3 separate regions of the Homo sapiens genome follow, and all the other regions are linked to region 2. A link is a loop called in an ENCODE intact Hi-C map of the cell type or tissue named here. Cell type or tissue: PC-3. All regions are shown on one strand. Each heading gives the region's core, and the rest is flanking DNA. Links, peaks and the distances in the headings are about the cores only.

What was found. Peaks named below come from ENCODE experiments on the same cell type or tissue, not always from the same donor. Only the 100,000 strongest peaks of a DNase experiment are listed, where the experiment ranks them.
Region 1: it touches region 2 in a loop (6-fold over the local background); 104 of 110 quality-filtered maps call a loop at or near these places.
Region 3: it touches region 2 in a loop (4-fold over the local background); 3 of 110 quality-filtered maps call a loop at or near these places.

The regions. Positions count from the first base shown.
Region 1 is chr7:116,232,644-116,239,880 of GRCh38, forward strand. TES (testin LIM domain protein) reads left to right here. Exons shown (of 7, transcript NM_015641.4): 2 at 1,891-1,976. LOC124901730 (a long non-coding RNA gene) reads right to left here. Exons shown (of 4, transcript XR_007060485.1): 3 at 6,372-6,606; 4 at 3,225-5,633. Among named protein-coding and RNA genes, the nearest start is that of TES, 26 kb to the left of the region's middle. In PC-3, for the core only: CTCF peaks have their summits at 3,589 (motif pointing left) and 3,793; no DNase peak of the experiment used is centred there; H3K27ac peaks cover 153 bases.
Region 2 is chr7:116,169,938-116,177,174 of GRCh38, forward strand. No RefSeq gene overlaps it. Among named protein-coding and RNA genes, the nearest start is that of TES, 37 kb to the right of the region's middle. In PC-3, for the core only: a CTCF peak has its summit at 3,276 (motif pointing right); DNase peaks (open chromatin) are centred at 2,554 and 3,294; H3K4me3 peaks cover 630 bases; H3K27ac peaks cover 1,280 bases.
Region 3 is chr7:116,423,318-116,430,554 of GRCh38, forward strand. All of the region lies in intron 1 of CAV2-DT (CAV2 divergent transcript), which reads right to left. Among named protein-coding and RNA genes, the nearest start is that of CAV2-DT, 73 kb to the right of the region's middle. In PC-3, for the core only: no CTCF peak of the experiment used is centred there; a DNase peak (open chromatin) is centred at 3,194; H3K27ac peaks cover 1,921 bases.

The DNA.
Region 1 (7,237 bases), core at 792-5,791, 62 kb after region 2:
TTCCCTCTGTCTTTTGTTTAACCTACATTATTTCCATACTGTGTGAACTGTGATCATCAGTGACAAGGAAACAATTTAATTGCTTTAAAAAAAAGCTTAGTGTTGACACTAAATATACAATTTAAAGACTTTCATTTCTTTTGAAAATTGGTAATATGGACATGGCAAAGATGATAAAGCTTAGCTAATGCTGGACAGTTGTTTATTCTTTAGAGAGTATACTTTATATGGTCTAACTTAAAAGTATTGTGGGTTTTCCTAAGCAACTGTGTGGACCAGTTGGGTTTGAATATGGCCTTAATTATGGAAAAAGGATGTGGTCATTTTCTTTAGGACAAAAGGAAAGGCTTCACTTAAACTTCAGGACATGTCAGACTGATCTTTCAAGGAACCAGTTACAATGTGGTTTTGATTGCATAGTGACAAACACAGCTTGGTAAAGTTACAAAAGAGGGCCATTGAAAAATACCTATTACTTGTCCAGCTTGAACTGCTACTCTAGGCACTAACCAGTAACTAATTCCTCATGGTCACTGATGTGATATTTAAAACACAGAGTAATCTGATTACTGGTGGTTTGCCACTGTACTGATGTAAGGCTGGCTACTCTTTTTTTTCCAATATCAGTCGTTGGGTAAAAGAGCTTAATTACAACCTTGTGTCCTTCTGCCATCTGCACCCCACTCCTTCCACTTATTAGGCCATGTCTCAGCAAGTTCTCAAAGACTATTGTTTAATATGGTAAAGAAGAAAAGGGTTTGCTATAGCAAGGGTGATAATACAGCTCTCCACTCCTTGCCTCCCTACAACTTCAGGCAGAAGAGCACAGGCCTTGGAGTCAGAAAGACTTGAACTCAAATCTCTACCATTTATTAACATTTTGATCTTAAGCAAGTTTCATAGTCTCTGAGTTTCAGCAAAAACATTTCAAAAATGGCAAATCATATTGCCTACTTTGTAAGCATTTTATATAGTTCTGTAAGATTTTAATGAGATATAAGTAAAGTACTTACCTCTATTCCTTGTGTCTTAGTCTATTCCTGCTGCCATAACAAAATACCTTAGACTGGGTAATTTATAAATAATAGAAATTTATTTGTCAAGTTCTGGAGGCTGGGAAGTTCAAAATCAAGGCACTGGCAGACTCAGTGTCTAGTGTGGGCTTGCTTTCTGCTTCCAAGATGGCACCTTGTTGCTGCATCTTCACATGGAGGAAGGTTCAGAAGAGATGGAAGAGAGGAACTCACTCCCTCAGGGGCTAATCCCATCAATGAGGGTGGAGCCCTCATTGCTAACTGCCTAATCATTTCATAAAGGCCCAGCTTCTTAATATTGGTACATTGGGGATTAAGTTGCAACATGAATTTTGGAGGAGCACGGACATTAAAGCCATAGCACTGGCATTCAATAAGTGTATATTGTAGCTATTATAATAATATTTATCATAATAAAAATAATATTTCAGTTGTAATTCCTAAAATCTTTAATTCCTTGTTTGATGTAAAATATGTTATTCAGGATGAGACTTGCTTTTTAAGGTATAGTTTTCTGAGTGTTGTACCTATTGTGCTATGGGGCTGTACTATGGGGCAAGTAGTGGCCAAAGACATAAATTCATGAGTTTTTGTTATTTGCAATATTTGTAGTTTTCTATACAGTTATATTCTGATGCTTTTCTTTTCATGATAAAAAGCAATCAGAATATAAAATATGTTATGTATGTACTTGGAACTGCCATGTACATACCTGGGTATCATCATTGACTAAATATAAGATTTGTTTGAAAGTTATCTCAACACAAGTGGTAAGTGGAATTAAAAGTGCAATTTATTGAATTTTTAGATTTGTAAAGAATCTAATAACAGATTCATGATGTTTTCTTTTTAACAGATGGGCTTAGGTCACGAGCAAGGATTTGGAGCCCCTTGTTTAAAATGCAAAGAAAAATGTGAAGGATTCGAACTGCACTTCTGGAGGTATTGTTTTGAAAACTGCAACCACATTAGTAATTTATACTTTTTGCAATACTTCCTCAGACAGTGGAGATATCTTCGAGTTCTCCAGCATGGTTGCTAAGTTGCAGACCTGTTACTGTCTTTTCTGAGAAATGAATACAACATAAAAAGTGTTCTGTCTTACTGTCATTAAGTTTGACTTAGTGAATTGGACCATAATAACTATTTAGAGTTGTTGGATTTGCTTGCTGTCTTTAAGATTTCCTTCGAGCCTGAAATACTGAATATATCATCTTTCTGGTGGTAAATAAGTTTGTGGTAATCCTCCAGGACTGTTTAATAATTTATTTGTTACTTTTTTTTTGAGACGAAGTCTCATTCTGTCACCTAGACTGGAGTGCAGTGGTGTGATCTCAGCTCACTGCAACCTCCGCTTCCTGGTTCAAGCGATTCTCTTGCCTTAGCCTCCTGAATAGCTGAGATTACAGGCTTGTGCCACGACACCTGGCTAATTTTTCTTTTTTGTATTCTTAGTAGAGATGGGGTTTCGCCATGTTGGCAAGGCTGGTCTCAAACTCCTGACCTCAAGTGATCAGCCCACCTCAACCTCCCAAAGTGCTGGGATTACAGGCGTGAGCCACCATGCCTGGCCCTGTTTAATAATTTAATTATTCTCTTCTTAAAAATTGGTAACTTTACATCTCATGTCTACATTTTCCGTAAACAAATATGAATACTGAATCAAGCATGTATATGTTAGTTATCAGGAAATGAAGTTGAATTTAGATCTCTTTAAAATTTTTAGCTGTAAAGTTACTAGTGAAAAACCATTGAAACACTTGAATTTTTTTAAGAAAAAAATTAATTGTAGTGTCTTGGTTTGAATGAAGTGCATATATACACAAGACAATGTTAGTGAGTCAAAAATGTGAATTTTCTATAGATCTTATCTTTAGGTTGTTTTGAAAGTACTACTGCATATCATATAAATCTAAAATCAGTATTTGAAACCTGTGCTTATGAATGACTGTCAAGTCCATAGTGGTAATTCACAAGTCTGCTCAAAGTTAGAATTAGCAGGAAAAAAAAATAAAGATAACTATACAGTTTTAGGATGGCAGCTACCTTGTTAGGATGACTCTCATTTGAGAAACACTTCTGTACTACAGATTTCCACAGGAAACCGTTTAGAATACTTTCATCAGCTCTTGGAGATGTGTACAGTGTAAATTAAAGGAGAATATAAACAAATAAAATTTTAGACATTAATCTCTTTTAAAAACTAGTTTATTGAATCAGTTTTCAGAAACAAAGATAATTGTTTAAAATAGGAAAGTCAGTAGAAACCTGCTAGAACTGATACAGTTCTTCAGTTTTGATACAATTCTTCAGTTTTAGGGAGCTAAAGTTTTCCAGAATTTTTTTTTACAAGACTTAAGCAGCTCTCCCTTGTGCTGTCTCTTCAAGGGACATAGAAGTGGCAGTATGTCTCTCATGTTTTAAAAAGGTAAAGTGACTTAACACAAAATAGTTTTCATGAATTAGAACATCTCTGCTCTTAATGCTCACACTATTTTCTATTGGGCCTATTAGTTAACTTTACAGAAGGCTGCACTGCCCTCTCCTGGGCATAGTTTTTACCTTACAATCTTATAATACATAAAATCCAAAATCCAAAATGCTCCAAAACCAAAACTTCTTGAGTGTCAACACGATGCCACAAGTGGAAAATTTCACATACCTGACCGTGTGACAGGTTGCATTCAAAAATGCATTCAAACCTTTGTGTCTTGTACAAAATTATTTAAAATATGTATAAAATTACCATCAGCTTATGTACATAAGCTGTATATGAAACAGAAATTAATTTTATGTTTAAACTTGGGCCCTATCCCCAAGATATCTCATTGTTTATGCAGATATTCCAAAATTTAAAAAAAATTTGAAATCTGATACACTTCTGTTTTATTTTACTTGTGAAACATTTTGGGTAAGAGATACTTAACCTGCATTCTTTTTAGTTCTGCTATGCAGTTGCCAAAAACCGCTCGTGAGATTTTAAAGCTCATTCCTAAGAGATATCATCTTTTCTCTAAAGCAAGTTAGTCATTTTTGTTATGTCTATATTAATCATTTTAATCGATATTTTCAGATGAAAATATATCCGACAAGAGCAGATCTCCATGGCATGAAAATAACCTTTTACATTTCAATTTATCACACAGACTCATTTAATCAACTGGGTGTAGTCTGAAAATCTAAGAGCCATAATAGTCTAGGACTTTGCATATGGCCTGTCATTCAGCTGGGGTTGATAACAGTCCACCCCATTGGTATTTCTTAGTAGTTCTGACATCTTCCTGGCATGGGTCCAGTCACATTTCTCTCAGAATTCTTGATAATTCCCTGACTTTTTCACCATAGCTAAAAGAGCTGAAGCAGGTGCCTTTGACCTCCCTATGTAGCCTCTTTCAGTACAGTCTTTGAAGTAAAATATTCTAGACTAGTTGTCCTGAGTGTAACAAAGATTCCAGGTCTAGTCTAGGGCCACAGAACTTATGTGGGTGAAGTAGACATGGGATCCCATGACCCTGCCCACTTAGCCTCCTCCTCCAGCTTCATGGTGATCCTTGACTTAGGACCCTGAGGGCTCCATCGGGCACATTTCAAAAATCAGAGTTAAATTATTCTCTACCTCTTTATTAGTCTGGCCTCTCACACAATCACAAGAATGGTCTTTTGAACATGGATACTATTACATACTTCAGATGACTTAAGAACCCTCAGTAGTTTCCCACTGGACTTCTTTTAGGCAAATTTCTTGGCCTTTGACATTAAACCCTAACATCTGGCCTCTGCTTGCTTTTCCAGCCTCTTCCACTTCCCTTCCAAGCACTCTATGATCCAAGTGCTTGATACATACTATTCCCTGAAATTTTGTGCCTTATTGCATGGTGTTCTCTGCCTGGAAAACCCTACCTCCCACCACTAGGAAACAAAAAGTCTCAGCTCAAGAAATACCTCTGAGAAGTCTTCCCTGCCCATGTATGTCTTTTCAGGCTGCCATAACAAAATATCACATACCTGGTAGTTTAAACAGAAATGTACTTTCTTCCAGTTCTAGAGGCTGGAAAGTTCGAGATCAGGTGCCAACATGGTTGAGTTCTGGTGAGGTCTCTCTTCCTGGCTTACAGACGGCTGCCTTCTCACCACGTGCTCACATGGCCTTTCCTTGGTGTGTGTGGGTGTGTGTGTGTGTGTCTGGAGAGGAAGAGATCTCTCTCCCTTTTCTTATAAGGTCACCTATTCCAATGGATTGTGACGTTCACCTTGTGACATCTTTTAACTTTACTTCTTAAAAGCCCCTGCTCCAAATACAGTCACATTAGGAGTTTGAGCTTCAGCATATGACTTTGAGGAAACACAGTTCAGCCCACAGCACCCCCTTCCCCTGCTTCCACATACCCCCAAGTTGTTAGGAATCATTTTCCTTTTTATCACCTTGTATACTTACAGAAAGCCAGGAGATAAATACCCAGACCTCATTCTTCATCACTCTGATTTTCTGCTGGCACCTCCCATTGTCCCATTGCCAGTGACAAGGGATCCCACAGGTGTAGTCCTTAAGGATCAGCCTTCTGGGAAATAGCACAGAGTACTGAGGCATGGAGAATGAATCTGGAGAGGTGAATGGAAGATGCCGGATCAAGGTGTATCACCATAGTTGCAGGAGACTAAAAATTAATTATTAGGAATTTAGAGTGAACTTGTAACTTAACTAGTCTAACCTCATTTTACAGATCAAAGACCTAAACCAAAGGAAGTTAAAATGACTTGTTTGAGCCCATGAGTTATTAATAATATAATTTGTGAATGATTTCTATGTGTCACACACCAGTAAGCACTTGTAATAATTTTCTACTGCTGCATAACAAATTACTACAAACTTTGCAAGTTAAAGCAACAACTGTTAACTCAACATCCATCATTATTATTATTATTATTATTATTATTATTTTTGAGATGGGGTTTCACCCTTGTTGCCCAGGCTGGAGTGCAATGGTGCGATCTCGGCTCACTGCAACCTCTGCCTCCTAGGTTCAAGTGATTCTCCTGCCTGCCTCCCGAGTATCTGGGATTACAGGCGCCCGCCACCACGCCCAGCTAATTTTTTCTATTTTTAGTAGAGACGGGGTTTCACCATGTTGGCCAGGCTGGTCTCAAACCCCTGACCTCAGCAGATCCACCAGCCTCAGCCTCCCAAAGTGCTGGGATTACAGACATGAGCCACTGTGCCCAGCCAACATCCATTATTTTTCAGGTTAGAAGTCTGGGATAGGGGAGCTGGCTTAGCTGTCTATGCTTAGCACCTCAAAAAGCTGAAATGAAGGTGTTGGCCAGGCTAAAAGTACTCACCTTTAAGTGCGAGGGAAGAATCTGCTTTCAAGCTCATTCTTGTTGGTAGAATCTATTTTCTGTGGTTGGAGAACCAAGGTCCCTGTTTCCTTGTTGGCTGTCAGCTGGGGGCTGGCTACTCTCAGCTTCTAGAAACCAGTCACATTCATTGAGGTACAATGCCTTCCATCTTCAAAGCCAGCACCACTGCTTAGAATCCTTCCTGCACCTCACATGCCTCCAACTTCCTCTTCTGCTGCGAGCCAGAGAAAATTCATTGCTTTTTAAGGGCTCACATGATTAGAGTAGGCACGCCTGGAAAATCTCCCATTTGCCATATAAAAGTAACATAATCATGAAAGTAACACCAGGGGACAGAAGTCATAGGGGCCATGTTAACATTCTGCTTACCACAGCACTGTATGTACCTGATTGTACCTAATCCTCCTAATATTTATTTTATTATGTATGAGAAATCAAAGACGTAGGAAAGTTAAATAACTTACTAAAGTTATGGCTTATAGATGGCAGAGCTGAATTTGAACTCAGAGTTTTCCAAAACCTTTCTCCATGGCAGAGTAGATATTAGAATGCACATTTTTCACTCTCAGGGCCAGTGAACTTTGAACTGCACCAGGCTGTCGCCTCTGAAGTGTGATTGTTGTGACACAGACATCCTTGTGGACAAAGGTGTACTTTTACTGTGAGCTCTCTCCTTTTTCAGTGTGCCCATGATTACAACAGTAGAGGAAAATAAAAGGTTCAGGAAGCCTAATAATGACCCAATAAGAAACACTATCTGCTGGGAATGCTTTCAAGTAATATATAGAGATAAAGAGTGTTTATTGAAATGTATGACACAGACCCAAGGTTTCCAGGAGTTTATA
Region 2 (7,237 bases), core at 1,077-6,076:
GTGGAACAAGAAGAATGAGATGCACATCCCTACTTCCTTATCACCCACTGACAGCTTCTATGTGAATATGATTCAAACCAAAACAATGCAATCCTGTCCTTCCCATTCCTCACATAAAAGTAATAACAAAACTGCAAACAGGTGTTTTTCTTCTTTTGCCCATATCCTCAGCATTTTAGTAGGGACTTATTATATCAAGGGTACCCAGAGCCTTGCTAGCCTTTCCCTCAGCATGGTTCTGTGCTGTAAGAGATAAATAAATTTTTGAAAATTAAAACATCTTAAAATACCTCACATTGTGTTTTCCCTTGTATTAATCCTACTTTAAAAAAAAAAAGCCATTCCTTTCACCATTAAGGATAAGGCATAAGGTTCATTGTCCTAGAAAAAGAGAGAGAGTGGTAAGAGTCTAGAACAAACAGGCTTCTCATTGTAGCTCAGAGTTTAAATATTTGAGTTCACAGTCAGGGAATACTCTTGAAAATCAGGCTTTGTTTAGAAAGTAAAGAATGTTCTAACCCAAAGCCAATCTTTACATAACAAGGTTGGAGATCTGAATATAAAAATTCCCTATAAGATATAGGCAGAGAACATTCAGCAGATCACATATGCTCATATGTGCCTGAAGCTCTTATCTGCCTACAGGCTTGGGATGCACAATTGGGAAGAAGGGTGTTGGGGGTGAGGAGGGGGAATGTGCAGGAACTGGGGAAAGAAGTTCAGATAAGACAAGTCCAGGGTAAGGAAGCAGCAGGCACCTGGAAAGGGGATCAATCCAGTAGTTGATAGAAGTTCTGACACAAACTCCAAATAAGTTGAGAACAAACCTGAGAACAATTGAATGGGTGCTCCACTTCACACCTTGGGGAACAGTAGAACAGCAAGAGCAGATAAACAAGTCCCGTCACATGGAGCAGGGTAGTCCTACATCTTCTGCCTGTCTCCTGAGGAACAAGAAATGATACAGAATTGCCCATGTATGGGAGAAGGCAGATAGCATGAGCTTACCTGGGGAGTCTGGATAAGGAGAAAGTTAATTTACATACAGCACAAAGCTTTGGGATCAACTTCCCATGTCAGGGATTGAATGAGAGTCACAGCTATATCTTTGGGCAAGTTCTACTAAGCCAGAAATAGTGAACCAGATGGTGGAGGTGACTTGATCAGATAACAGAGGTGACCAAGTTCCCCAGAGCAATCTCCTCACCATGTCAAGGCCAAGAGAACAGACCACAAATTGTACCACCTAAAGACACATTAAAAGTGGCAGCAGTATGGAGTCCTCAACCATGGCCCCAGTGAACTGCATGTTACACAGTTATGTGTCATCAAAAGACTGATATGCCTTTATATTATCAGAGTGAGATTTGATGCCAAAACATCCAAGCCAAGTTCTGTGGGAGTCGCAGATAGAGACAAAGCACAAAGCAAATTGTTCCCCCTCAGCCTTGCCGTGGGTTTTGTAAGAGGCAGGAGAAGAGAATATGTGAAAGAATGAGCTTAACAAAAGAGACCATTTTAAAACAGAAGAGCATGAGCTACTTAACTGACAATTTTATATCTATTCCACAATCCCCACTGGTAAAGACGGGGGTTTGTAAGCAAAATGATTTCAAAATAAAGAAAATAAACTGGTTACTTTGTTACTTTTTTTTCTTGCACATCTGAATGGTAATGCACATATTTTCACCTCCCATCGCCAATCCTAGGCATTTGCTCTTGGGAAAGGTACCTTAGATCATAAGTCAGCTAATAAAGAGAATGGCAGACCCATGTTCTCATAGTGAAAGGATTAAAAAGAAAGCCCTGCAAGGAGGATCTACGTTCACTGTTTCTTAGAGGGCTGAAGAAGAGCATCAACGTCCACCAGTTCGAATCCCAGAATCTCAGACTCAGGTGGATCCAAGGAGTGATGATCCTTCCTGTGAAAAGCAGTAGAGGTTTTGCAAGGGAAGATAGTAGAGTATTGAATGGAGAATGTTCAGGAATGGAATGTTTGGAGCTGGAGGGCACACAGGGGTTTAAAGGTGAGGACTGGCTGCGCATCTTTGGAAGGTGGAATGGGAGTCATCCATGACGTCCCGTTCTTAGGAAGCCCTACGTTATTTTGGTTCCTTAACTTGTGAGATTTGAGGAAAACTCCAGGTTAACTAGGACTTTAATATGGTCCCTTTTAACCTTGTAATTCCTTTCTAAAATTTCTCTCATCCTAAAATAAAGAGGTCACATATTTTTAGAAAATCAGGTGTGATGCCTTTGTGGAGGATGAAGGATGAAAGTAGACAAGAGGTCTCATGGATCCAATGGAAAAAAGTATGTAATAATATTGGGGCAACCACACCTCAGAATAGGTGAATGGATGAATAGAAATGCCAGAGCATGACCCACAGAGAAACTGGTAATGGAGGGAGATCCTGGAATCTGGAAAATATCCCAGAAAAAATATGTGGATGAGACATTTTACAACCAAACCTTCCTCCAACCCTCACAGGTTACTGAAGGAACAGAACAGAGCTTGTAAACTGCAAGCTACATAGTTATGTGTCTTCAAAATACTAATGTTGTTTGTATTATAAGTGGGATTATGAGTCATTTTGTTTCTTCTGTTTTCTAGAGTTCATGTAGACACATGCTTTCCATCCAATAAATATTTATCAACATTTACAATACACCAGGCATTCTTCATCAGTGAGTAAAAGAGGCAAAAATAAACCCCTGCCTGTACTCTAAAGAAATACAATGTAAAAGCAGACAAAAGCAACTATTAATATTTTTAGCTCAGTGGTCAAATATGCCTCTCTCATGTGTGCACAAATGCATGCACGCAGAGGCACGCACACATGCACACAAACAGAGTGTCTTTCCCGGTTTTCTTAATTTCAACCTGTTTATTTCCCCAGTCTCCCCACTTATTTCTAATTCTTCATTTCACTCATAGGTTTATTAGAATTTCTCAGAGTTCTTTGAGCTAAAAAGCTCAGTAATTATAAGTCATCTGTTGTGCCCCGAAACCTTTATTAAATTTTATTTAGACAAAATTATAGAAAACAATTCAGTATGCTTCAATTAAAATTAGCCAAACTATTTTCTCATACACACTGCATTCCTACTGCCTCAACACACATATACACAACCACATACACCAGTAATATTAAAAGTTAAAAAGTAATTTGCAATTCAAGTATGTTTGTTGAAATAATTACTACAGTTGTATATGAATGTTCAGTGAGGTAAGAGGAAATTGTTTATTACTGAATAATGAAAAAATATTACGCTTGTCCATTGGGTGGCAGCAAAACTCTTCCATACTGTTAAATTCTCAAAGCCTTTGTCTTCAGTGTCTTCATGCTAAATTTGATAGATTATACTACACACAGAGGAAAATCCTCAATTCTTCCCTTTCAGGAAGGGGCTGCAGAAGCAGTGAGATTAGTGCTGCATTGAGTTTAAAGTCTTACTGGGTATAGAAGAAATTATCTTTTGAATTTAAAAAACAACAAATTTTATTATTTTATTCTTCAATTCAATCCAAAAGATTCGTGTCAATTACGTGTCAGTACTATGCTGGAAACTTTCTATTTTCATGAAGTTGGCTCCAGCGGGTAGAACTCTACACGAAAAAATAAACATCTGCAACATCAAAAACACCCGGCTTCAATCTCCATCTTCCCTCTCAACACCCTCCTATCATCTGAGCAAACACTCCTTCTTTCCAAAAAGTTACTACTTGATTGGAAACTTAAGCTAGAAAATCACCATAACACAGCATCAAAATTACTGTTTATCTAAAATTGTATAAGTAAAGCAAGGATATCCACTCCATCCCTAAGGTCAGAATTTTTAAATCCACAAACAAATATTTACTTAACCTGCCTGCTCCACAGGGGCCTTTGACCCTCCCTCCTTTGCTCCCAGAACAAAGAGAGAAAAGAGCAATACAAGTGAAAGGAAGAGAATTAACAGTTGAGTGTCAAGAGATGCTGACTGAAATGAACAGAACAGGGCAAGTATGTTAAAGTGCTTCCCAGGTTTTTTCATACGGCATACATCGAACATGCTATTTGTTTTGATACTTTGAGGTAAATGAATGATACCCTTAGATCTGGAAGTGACCAGCCTAGAGTATCTGGCTGTTCTGGGCCTGGAGACCCTGAAGGCCAAAGAGACAAAGGTATCTGTCCATCTGTTCCACACACATGGCACAACCTCTATGCCCCAGCTCACCTACATGGACATTAGGGTTACATGGGGAACTAAGAGGGCTTTAAAATCACTATTCTCAAGAAGGTCCATAAACTCATCAGTTTAGAGAATCTTCTTCCTCCCATTTTTATTTTATACATTTTATGCTTACAAAATGTACATTTTGGGACAATGTGCCCCTGTGGCTTCCCCAGCTTATCCACATATCCCTCTCCCCACATACTATTCATGTGTTGTCACCCACCAGTTACAGAATCATGGAAGGTGATTTACTTTATATTCACTATGTTTGGGGGAATCTTCTTTGGAACCATTTTGTGCTGGGTCATTGTTTTTAAAATTTTTAATTTAATTTCAAGTTCCAGGATACATGTGCAGGATGTGCATGTTTGTTACATAGGTCAACTTGTGCACCAAACATGGTGGTTTGCTGCACCCATCAACCCATCACCTAGGTATTAAACCCCACGTGCATTAGCTATTTATGCTGATACTCTCCTTTCCCCAACCCTCCCCCAAGAGGTCCCTGTGTATGTTGTTCCCTCCCCGTGTCCATGTGTTCTCATAGTTGAGCTCCCACTTCTAAGTGATAACATGTGGTGTTTGGTTTTCTTTCCCTGTCTTAGTTTGCTGAGGATAATGGCTTCTAGCTCCATTCATGTTCCTGCAAAGGACATAATCTCATTCCTTTTTATAGCTGCATAGTATTCCAAGGTATATATGTACCACATTTTCTTTATTCAGTCTATTATTGATGGGCCTTTGGGTTGATTCCATGTGTTTGCTATTGTATATAGTGCTGCACTAAACATACACATGCATGTATTTTTATAACAGAACGTTTTATATTCCTTTGGATATATACCCAGTAATGGGACTGCTGAGTCAAATGGTATTTCTGGTTCCAGATCTTTGAGGAATCGCCACACTGTCCTCCACAATGGTTGAAATAATTTACATTCCCATCAGCAGTGTAAAAGTGTTCCTATTTCTCCACAGCCTCGCCAGCATCTGTAGTTTCTCCACTTTTTAATAATCACCATTCTGACTGGTGTGAGATGGTATCTCATTGTGGTTTTGATTTGCATTTCTCTAATGATCAGTAATGTTGATCTTTTTCTCATATGTTTGTTGGCCACATAAATGTCTTCTTTTGAGAAGTGTCTGTTCATGTCCTTTGCCCATTTTTTGATGGGGTTGCTTTTTTCTTGAAAATTTGTTAAAGTTCCTTGTAGATTCCGGATATTAAACCTTTGTCAGAAAGACAGATTGCAAAAATTTTCTCCCATTCACTCACGTCTGTTCACTCTGATGATAGTTTCTTTTGCTGTACAGAAGTGCTTTAGTTTAACTAGACTCCATTTGTCAATTTTTGCATTTGTTGCAATTGCTTTTGATGTTTTTGTCATGTAATATTTACCCTTGCCTATGTCCTGAATAGTATTGCCTAGATTTTCTTCTAGAGTTTTTATAGTTTTGGGTTTTACATTTAAGTCTTTAATCCATCCTGGCCTAATTTTTGTATAATGTATAAGGAAGGGGTCCAGTTTCAATTTTGTGCCTATGGCTAGCCAGTTTTGCTCACTAGCCATAGGCACATAGGCCCTTTTTTTTAAACTTTGATATGCATAAACCTATCATGGTAACCTTGAATCAATAATTGCCTAGGCTGGAGTACAGTGGTATGATCTTGGCTCACTGCAACTTCCCCCTCCTGGGCTCAAGCGATTCTCCTGCCTCAGCCTCCCAAGTAGCTGGGATTACAGGCATGCACCACTACGCCCGGCTAATTTTGTATTTTTAGTAGAGATGGGGCTTCTCCATGTTGGTCAGGCAGGAATTTTATGGTTTTAGTTCTTCCATTTAGGTTAGTGACCCATTTAGAGTTAAGTCATAAGAAAACACTCCAAAAGATATTTATTGTGCCAAGATGATAAAAATATGGGGATTTATTTTTTCTTCTTTTCCAAAACTTAAGTAATGTACACATATTAATTTTTAAAGAAAACAAAAATTCAAAGTAAATTTTAAAATAAGATTGTAAAGCATATTTTTATAGCTAGACAAATATTCAAAATTTTATATGCCCTTTCTGCTTTTTATGTAACATCTTCTCTGTTCTTCAGTGTCTCATACTTCCTATTTGAAACAAGAGCCATCATTGCAAAGCACTGCACCCCTGTAGGATATTGGTGTTTTATGACATTTCTAGGCTCCTATGGTTTTTCCAGCTCTTGATCCAAGGCCCTTATGAAGCCCAATAACACCGCTTATCCTTAAGCCCCACGGTATTCCCTGTAATCTCTATTATTTCCTCATGTTTACAGCAAACTAACTTCAGCAGCTTCAGTTGCTTGGCATGAAAAGTTTCCTGACCAAGACAGAGAACAAAAATCTCTAGTGATGAAAAACCATCAATTTGCTGCTACTGTATGAAGGGCTCAAAAGACACAGCAGAGAAACCTGTCATGTCCTAAAGAGGTGGTTAAGAAAGTCATCACCAAAAGCCATTGCAGCTGCATCCTTGATTTGAGTTATAGAAGGATAAATCAGTTAGCATTTTAGTCATGAGGACAGCTAATTCTGGAAATTGTCTGTGAGAAACTTCACCCCTCTTTTCTTCTACGAGTAGCCACTTAGTTTATGCCTTTAAAGCAAAACATATGCCTTAAAGGTCAGAGAGATAAGTAATACTCTTCAAGTACCAAAGTTAATCAGAACAATTCAGTATTCAAATGCTCGTATTTACTTACATTTTCAAATAGATGTTATTATTCTCAGTTTATAGGTGAGGGCACTGAAGCTCAGAAAACTATTTTGCTTGAGATCTCAAACCTATTAAGTGTGAATACTAAAATAAAGCCCTAGGATTTTTATTCTAAGTTAGTGGTCTTCCCACCCGTCCAGAGCTACTTCTTTAAGACAATAATACAGGGCATGCTGATCTCAGTGGAGGCCAGTCTTATGAATACCGACAGCTAAAGAATGTGCCCAGGGGTTTAAGGCAACATTCCCTACACCAAAACATGCCTCT
Region 3 (7,237 bases), core at 1,135-6,134, 250 kb after region 2:
GGTAGAGTGAAGAGGAAGAATTGAAAAATCAAACAAAGAAAACTATCAGTTGAGCTTTCCCTATGACAATGAGAGTAACTGTCAATCGATAACAATGACTATGACCGTAAGTATAACCATCAAAACATATTTAATAAGAGGATTGAAGGTGGTAGACATTTCCCATATTTATTCATTAGCATTCCATCACAGAGAAATCAGCTACCTTTTGGTATATGTGCTAGATTAGTTCAATCAATGATTATTAGCATATGTTTTAATGTCCAAAACCTAAGAGCTGTTGCTGTGCCAAAGAAATCAGGGTGTAGACAAAAGAAATGCAAGGAATCCAGCCTCACCTTTTAAAGTTTTCATGAGACACAGCTTCATGAAGAAAACACTTGTGTATTAATACAAGAAGTTTAACTCAAGAGTGTGTGGGTAGCATATCAAGCAATCAAAGGTAGCTGAGCACAGGAAATGGAAAGAAACAACATAAATGCAGAAAGAATTCAGGCATTGACTACACACCGGCCCGTGAAACTGGCTGCTCCCTTTTCTATCAGATCCTACTCGGTCTGTCATTGGATGGGCAGTTAGTAGAACCAGGGACTAGACAGGAGTTAAGCACCTTATGCATCCCCTTTTCTCTCCACCAACTGCATCTATTATCAAAATACAAACTACTCCCCACCGCCCCCAAAAAAGTGCACTTCAGTTGAAAGTAGTACTCTGGTGGCACAGAGAATGGTATTTCCAATGTCTTTTTCTCAGATTGTTTATGTATTTGCACAGAGTGTTAGCTAAGTCCCTTTATTATTTTTTGCATCACAGCTTCCCTCCATGTTTATTTCTCTGGTTTACACCAGCAGTGTAGTGTTATTTCTCCAAACAAAGGAAATGTGCCAAAGTATAATTTTATAGTGGTCTCCACTAGCCTCCTTCTTTGCCCCCTACCATTTCAGGCTGCTCAGTTCTAGTTTTCCCCACAGGGAAACTTAGTCAAGGATTTTGCATAATAGTTGGGAACTTGTCAAGGATTTTGCATAATAGTTGACATTTTGTGTGTTATGCCTGGCACTATGCTAAAGGTTTCTTATGCATTATCTTATTTGGTCAGTAAAACAACTTTATGAGATATGTTTTTCTATTATCCGCATCTCTAAGATGGGGAAATTAAAGCTTAGAGAGATTAATTCACTGACCAAAGGTGAGCAGAGCTGGATCTGAGCTAGAAGAGGCTAACTCTAAAACCCACACTCTTTTTTTTTTTTTTTTTTTTTGAGACAGAGTCTCACTCTGTCGCCCAGGCTGGAATGCAGTGGTGAGATCTCGGCTCACTGCAACCTCTGCCTCCTGGGTTCAAGTGATGCTCCTGCCTCAGCATCCCAAGTAGCTGGTACTACAGTCATACACGCCACCATGCCTGGCTAATTTTTGTATTTTTAGTAGAAGCGGGGTTTCACCATGTTGCTCAGGCTGGTCTCGAACACCTGACCTTGTGATCCACTCGACTCTGCCTCCCAAAGTGTTGGGATTACAGGTGTGAGCCACTGTGCCCAGCCTTTTTTTTTTTTTTTTTTTTTGAGAGAGAGTCTCACTCTGTCACCCAGGCTGGAGTGCAGTGTCACGATCTTCACTCTGCAACCTCCGCCTTCTAGGTTCAAGCGATTCTCCTTCCTCAACCTCCTGAGTAGCTGGGATTGCAGGTGCACACCATCATGGCCGGCTAATTTTTGTATTTTTAGTAGAGACGGGGTTTTGCCATATTGGCCAGGCTGGTCTTGAACTCCTGACCTCAGGTGATCCATCCACCTAGGCCTCCCAAAGTGCTGGGATTACAGGCATGAGCCGCCATGCCCAGCCTAAACCCCCCATTTGTAGCCACTTCAATATATCTGCTGTCTTTTAAGAAAATGTCAAATCTGTCTAAATTGCCTTTTGAAAAATGAGAAACAACAACAACAACAAAAAAAAAACGAGCAGAAGGCACATTCTCTCATCCTGACTCCCTCCCCACACAACCCACGTGGAAAAGACCTTTACTTATAATTTTATATGAAAGTGACTAATGTACCAAGCTCAGTGCACTTTAAGAGACTCTTTCACTTTTTAAAAAAAGAATTGTGAGCAAAGACTATATTCTCAACAAATACTGTCTTTCTACATCAATTAAGGGATTGCAAGTTTGCATATAGAGAAAATAGGTCTGTACTCTCATTTATGGAATTTAGTCTGGCATTTTTGAGGTAACCATTCATTAGGAACAAAGTTTTGTTTTACAGCTTTATTAAGATAGTACTGATATACAATAAATTATACATACTTAAAGTATAAAGTTTGGAAATTTTTGACATGTTTACTCTGTGAAAACATTACCTACTCAAAATAATAGACATTTCTATACTTCCTAAAGTTTTCCTTTATCTTTGTTATATTTATGTCCCACTCCCCACCCCTTCCCCAGGAACTACTGATCGGCTTTCTGAGACTGCATATTAGGTTTCATGTCACAGATGTTTATATGAATGACATCATGTAGTATATACTCTTTTCCTTCTGGCTTCTTTCACTCAGCATAAATATTTAAGATTCATCTGTGTTGCAGTATGTATCAATGGTTCACTTTTATTGTTGTATAGTATTTCATTGTGGGAATATGTCACAGTTTGTTTTATCCATCCACCAGTTGATGAATATGTGGGTTGTTTCCAGGTTTTGACTTTTAAAGTAGAGCAGCTGTAAGTTTTGGTCTGAATATGTGGTATATCTAGGAATAGAATGACTGGATCATATAGCAAGTCTATGGTCAACGATTTACAAGCTGCCAAGTTATTTTCCAAAGTGATTATTGTACATTTCCACCAACGGTGTGTGAGAAGTGTGTAGAATAACCTTGCTTTTCTCAAATTATGATCAAGAGTTAGTACCTGGCTCCTCAGGGAAAAGAAATGAAAATCCTGGATCATAGTCCCTTATGGACCTTTTGTCTTCATTAGAAAATTATGTAATAAATATATCAAGCAAGGTCTCCTGGAATGAAAATTTTATGACACCACATGAAGATAAAAAACATGTTTTGAATAAATTAAATAATTAGCTAATTGTTTTGGAGATCCTTGACTAAGACATGGAAATACCTCTTCAGAATTGCTCAGGTCTTCTGAGGATGCATCTGCATATGACACTAGGGCGAGGATGTGTGACTCAGAAATTCCACTCACTGGAAGTCAAGGCATATTTTTTTTTTTTTCTAGCTGGGCTTAAAGCCAATGTCACCATAACTTTAATGGACTCAGTGTAGCTGTGAGTTGTATTATCTCAGGAGTATAATCATAAAGATAAGTTGAAAACAGCATTCCAGGAGATTGCCAACACTCTATTATAAAGTAAATAAATACAGATGGGGCACTACACTGAAAATGTGGCATGAAGTTGCCATCCACGGCAGAGGTCAACATTTGGACCTGATAAATGAAGCCAAGTCATAGATAAGAAAAAAATATCTAGGACCAAAAGAACAAATATTTAAGAGTGGAGCCCTCAGAAAAAGAAAGAATCATCCATAGGAATAAAAGAAAAAGAAAGGTAAGGAGTCTTCTGGCATAGAAACGGCAGCATTTAGGATGAACTGTCCTCAAGACTATCTCCAATGCTGTTCCTTCTTCATGACTGAATCCCCTACACTTGCTGTCTCATCTCCCTAGGGTCAGCTGGACCTGTTGGACTTGAGGTGTCAATTTGGATGTTTAATTTTGATTTAAACTCAATTTTAGATACTTTTCTCTTTTGAGATCTTCATATTTAATCCATTATTCAAACTCGTGTAGCTAATGAAATGATGGGGGAGAATAGAAGCCTTAGTTTTACATATACGATCAGTATGATGGTGATTTTTTTTCCTGTATAAATTCTATGTAAAAGAAACCTGGTTTGAACCCCCCCCCAAATTAGAGTTACTTCCTAATGATTTTTAATGTAATCTGATTTTTTTTTCGGGCTTCTTTCTTGTGCTTGTTTTTCAGACATATGAAGGAGGGTCTTTTCATATTAAATTGTTTTCCTGGCAGCACCTGAACCAAAGGATCAGACTTAAAATAAGTCTTTTTCCAATGTTATGTTGAAATTGGATACGACATTTCTCACAAAACTTCTAAGTCAAACAGTGATGAGAAACTACTGCCTAAAAGGTACCTATTTAAGACAGAGACTATATATAGGTTTTTTAGAAGTTCTTGTTCTTCTCCCTCTGCAAAGCACCACACATATCCATGTTTCATTTATAAATAGATTTGAAAATTACTTTCGTGCACCTGCATTAACCATTTTCTGTTCTGTATGATGAAATACAGTCCTTGGGAAGATTTTTCCTGGGTCATGGTTTAAAAAAAAAGAGAATGCTGAAGACTATGACTAAAATTCCTTTGTTAAAGCCCAAAGTCAATCAAATCTATTTCCATCCTTAGCAACATGTGGTTCCATTAAAGTTAATCACTTTTCTATTTCGGTGTATAGGCATTAATTCCCTACTTTAAGGAGTTTAATAGTTGAAGAAAAAAAGTACAATTCCAGAAATAAGTACTCTCATGAACATTTGCAGAATATTTGTCTTGTCCGAGATGTTTCAGAAACAAATAAATGAAATGTAGGAAACAAGATATGGGCATGATGCACTATTTCCTTGAAAGAATGCATTGGCCATTTGTCATGTGGGGACTTAATACCTTTTATTGTATTATATTCTTCTATAAAGGTATTCTTCTAGACATCAAGCATGAGAGTTTCCAGAAGCCATTTTTTTGCTATGTTCTTTAGTTTGTGTTCTCTAATACAACTCCAAGAACCATACCGGAGAACCAAACAGAGTGGTTCTGGCCAGGGCTCACTCTTTCTCTGTTTCTCTCTCCTGTCATCTCTATTTCAACAATATCTCTTAGCTTTGCTTCTCTTTGGGTGCAGCATTATTCTCTTCTACTGCAAATAAGAAGATTCCTCCAGGTGTCCAGAAAGATGGTCACCAGTGGCCCTAGGCAAACATTATTTGAACAACAAGATGTACTCAATTAGATTATTTATTTTTGCCTACACAGTTTATACAAGTTACAGATAAAATAGTACAAAGTTGTATTTGCTATTATTTTCTCTTTCTAAAACCTTCCCTCTACCTTTAGTTGTGTTCATTTTCTTATTTCTAATATTATACTATGTACTTGTACTGTCTTTTTTATCTTGACCAATCCACAGATTCTGTATTTTACCAAAAACAATTTGTACATTTACTAAGTTTCCACTTTCTCCTACTTTTTATTCTTAACAATTCAAGTTTTTTCTTTTCCTCCTACACATTTGGTATGAATGCTTAGCGTTTTTTCCCCCAATATATTCTCTTTTCTAACAAATGCACTTAAGGCTAAAATTTTCCCTCTGCCTACAGCTTTGGCCACATTTCACATATTGTAATGTACTGTTTTCTCATTGTTCACTTATAATATTTATTATTCATTTTTATTTACTCTTTAGCCAACAGTTTTCTAAATAAGTCTTTTAAAGTTTCCATAAAAAGATATTTTAGTTGTATTTTAATTGTTAATTTTTTTATTTAATGTATTATGTTAAAAATATTTTATTATTATTATTATTATACTTTAAGTTTTAGGGTACATGTGCACAATGTGCAGGTTAGTTACATATGTATACATGTGCCATGCTGGTGTGCTGCACCCATTAACTCGTCATTTAGCATTAGGTATATCTCCTAATGCTATTCCTCCCCCCTCCCCCCACCCCACAACAGTCCCCAGAGTGTGATGTTCCCCTTCCTGTGTGTAAAAATATATATATATATAAAAAAAACAGTGGGAACAGATAGCAAAGACAGAAAAAACATTTTTTTAAAAGAAAAATATGTGTAGCATATATGACATATTCTTTAGAATTTGCTACAAATTCAAATTTCCTACCTGGTTAATTTAATTTGGAAAGTTTGAAAAATACATATATTCTCTTTTTCTTAGAGATATCTAATCAAACTTGTTCTTTTAAAAAAATTTATAGCAATTCTTATTTTTGTTTACTCAAATAATTGAATTTTGAAAAGCATAGTAATACTTTACATTCGATTGTAGTTGTTACTTGTTTCTTGTATTCTATCAATCTTTGCATTATATATTTAAAATTTAAGTTTAATGACTGTCATTATTTTGGTGGATTATGCTTCTTTTTTATCAATAATTACCCTAGGTTAAGTTAAAATATTCCTTAGATTATATTTTAACTGATAATATTGCTACACTTTATTTTGTTACTTTTTTTTTTTTTTTTTTGAGACGGAGTCTAGCTCTGTCACCCAGGCTGGAGTGCAGTGGCTTGATCTCGGCTCACTGCAACCTCTGCCTCCCGGGTTCAAGTGATTCTCCAGCCTCAGCCTCCCGGGTAGCTGGGATTACAGGCGCCCACCGCCACACCTGGCTAATTTTTGTATTTTTAGTAGAGGTGGGGTTTCACCATGTTGGCCAGGCTGCTCTCGAACTCTTGACCTCAGGTGATTCGCCTGCCTCAGCCTCCCAAAGTGCTGGGATTACAGGCGTGAGCCACCGCACCCAGCTTATTTTGTTATTCTTGATTGATAAGTATTTTGACTCTCATACATGTTTACTTTTTGACATATTTTCTTTCTTAGAATTTCTTGGTCTTATTTTATTAATATGCTATCTCTTGAGTGTTTTCAGGGATATTAATGATATATATTTTTTAAGTATTCTGTTCTCTATCAGTTCTATTTCCTCGATTTGTTTTTTCTCAGTTGTTTGGTGATCTCTTGTATGTTTGAGAATCTCTATTTTGCAATGCTGTGGTTACAGGCTTTTATTATAGGAGTTTGTGATCAGTTATAATGGAGGAAGGGTGGCCTATGCTACCAGGCCAACTGCAGAGCAGAGACTGTTAGTGACTTCCTTTTAGGGCTTGAGGGCTTCTGCTGCTCCTGGGACCTCTCTATCTCTATGTCTCTCTGACTCTCTGGTTCTCTCTCCCTCTCTCTCTCTCTGTTTTTCTCTCTCTTTCTCTCTCTCTCTCTCTCCCTGTCTCTCTCTCTCTCTCTTTCTCTCTCACTCTCTCTCTCTCTGTTTTTCTCTCTCTTTCTCTCTCTCTCTCTCCCTGTCTCTCTCTCTTTCTCTCTCACTCTCTCTCTCTGTTTCCCTCTCTCTCTCTCTTTGTCTCACCAGGTCCCAACACATATGCTTACCAACCTGCATCATGG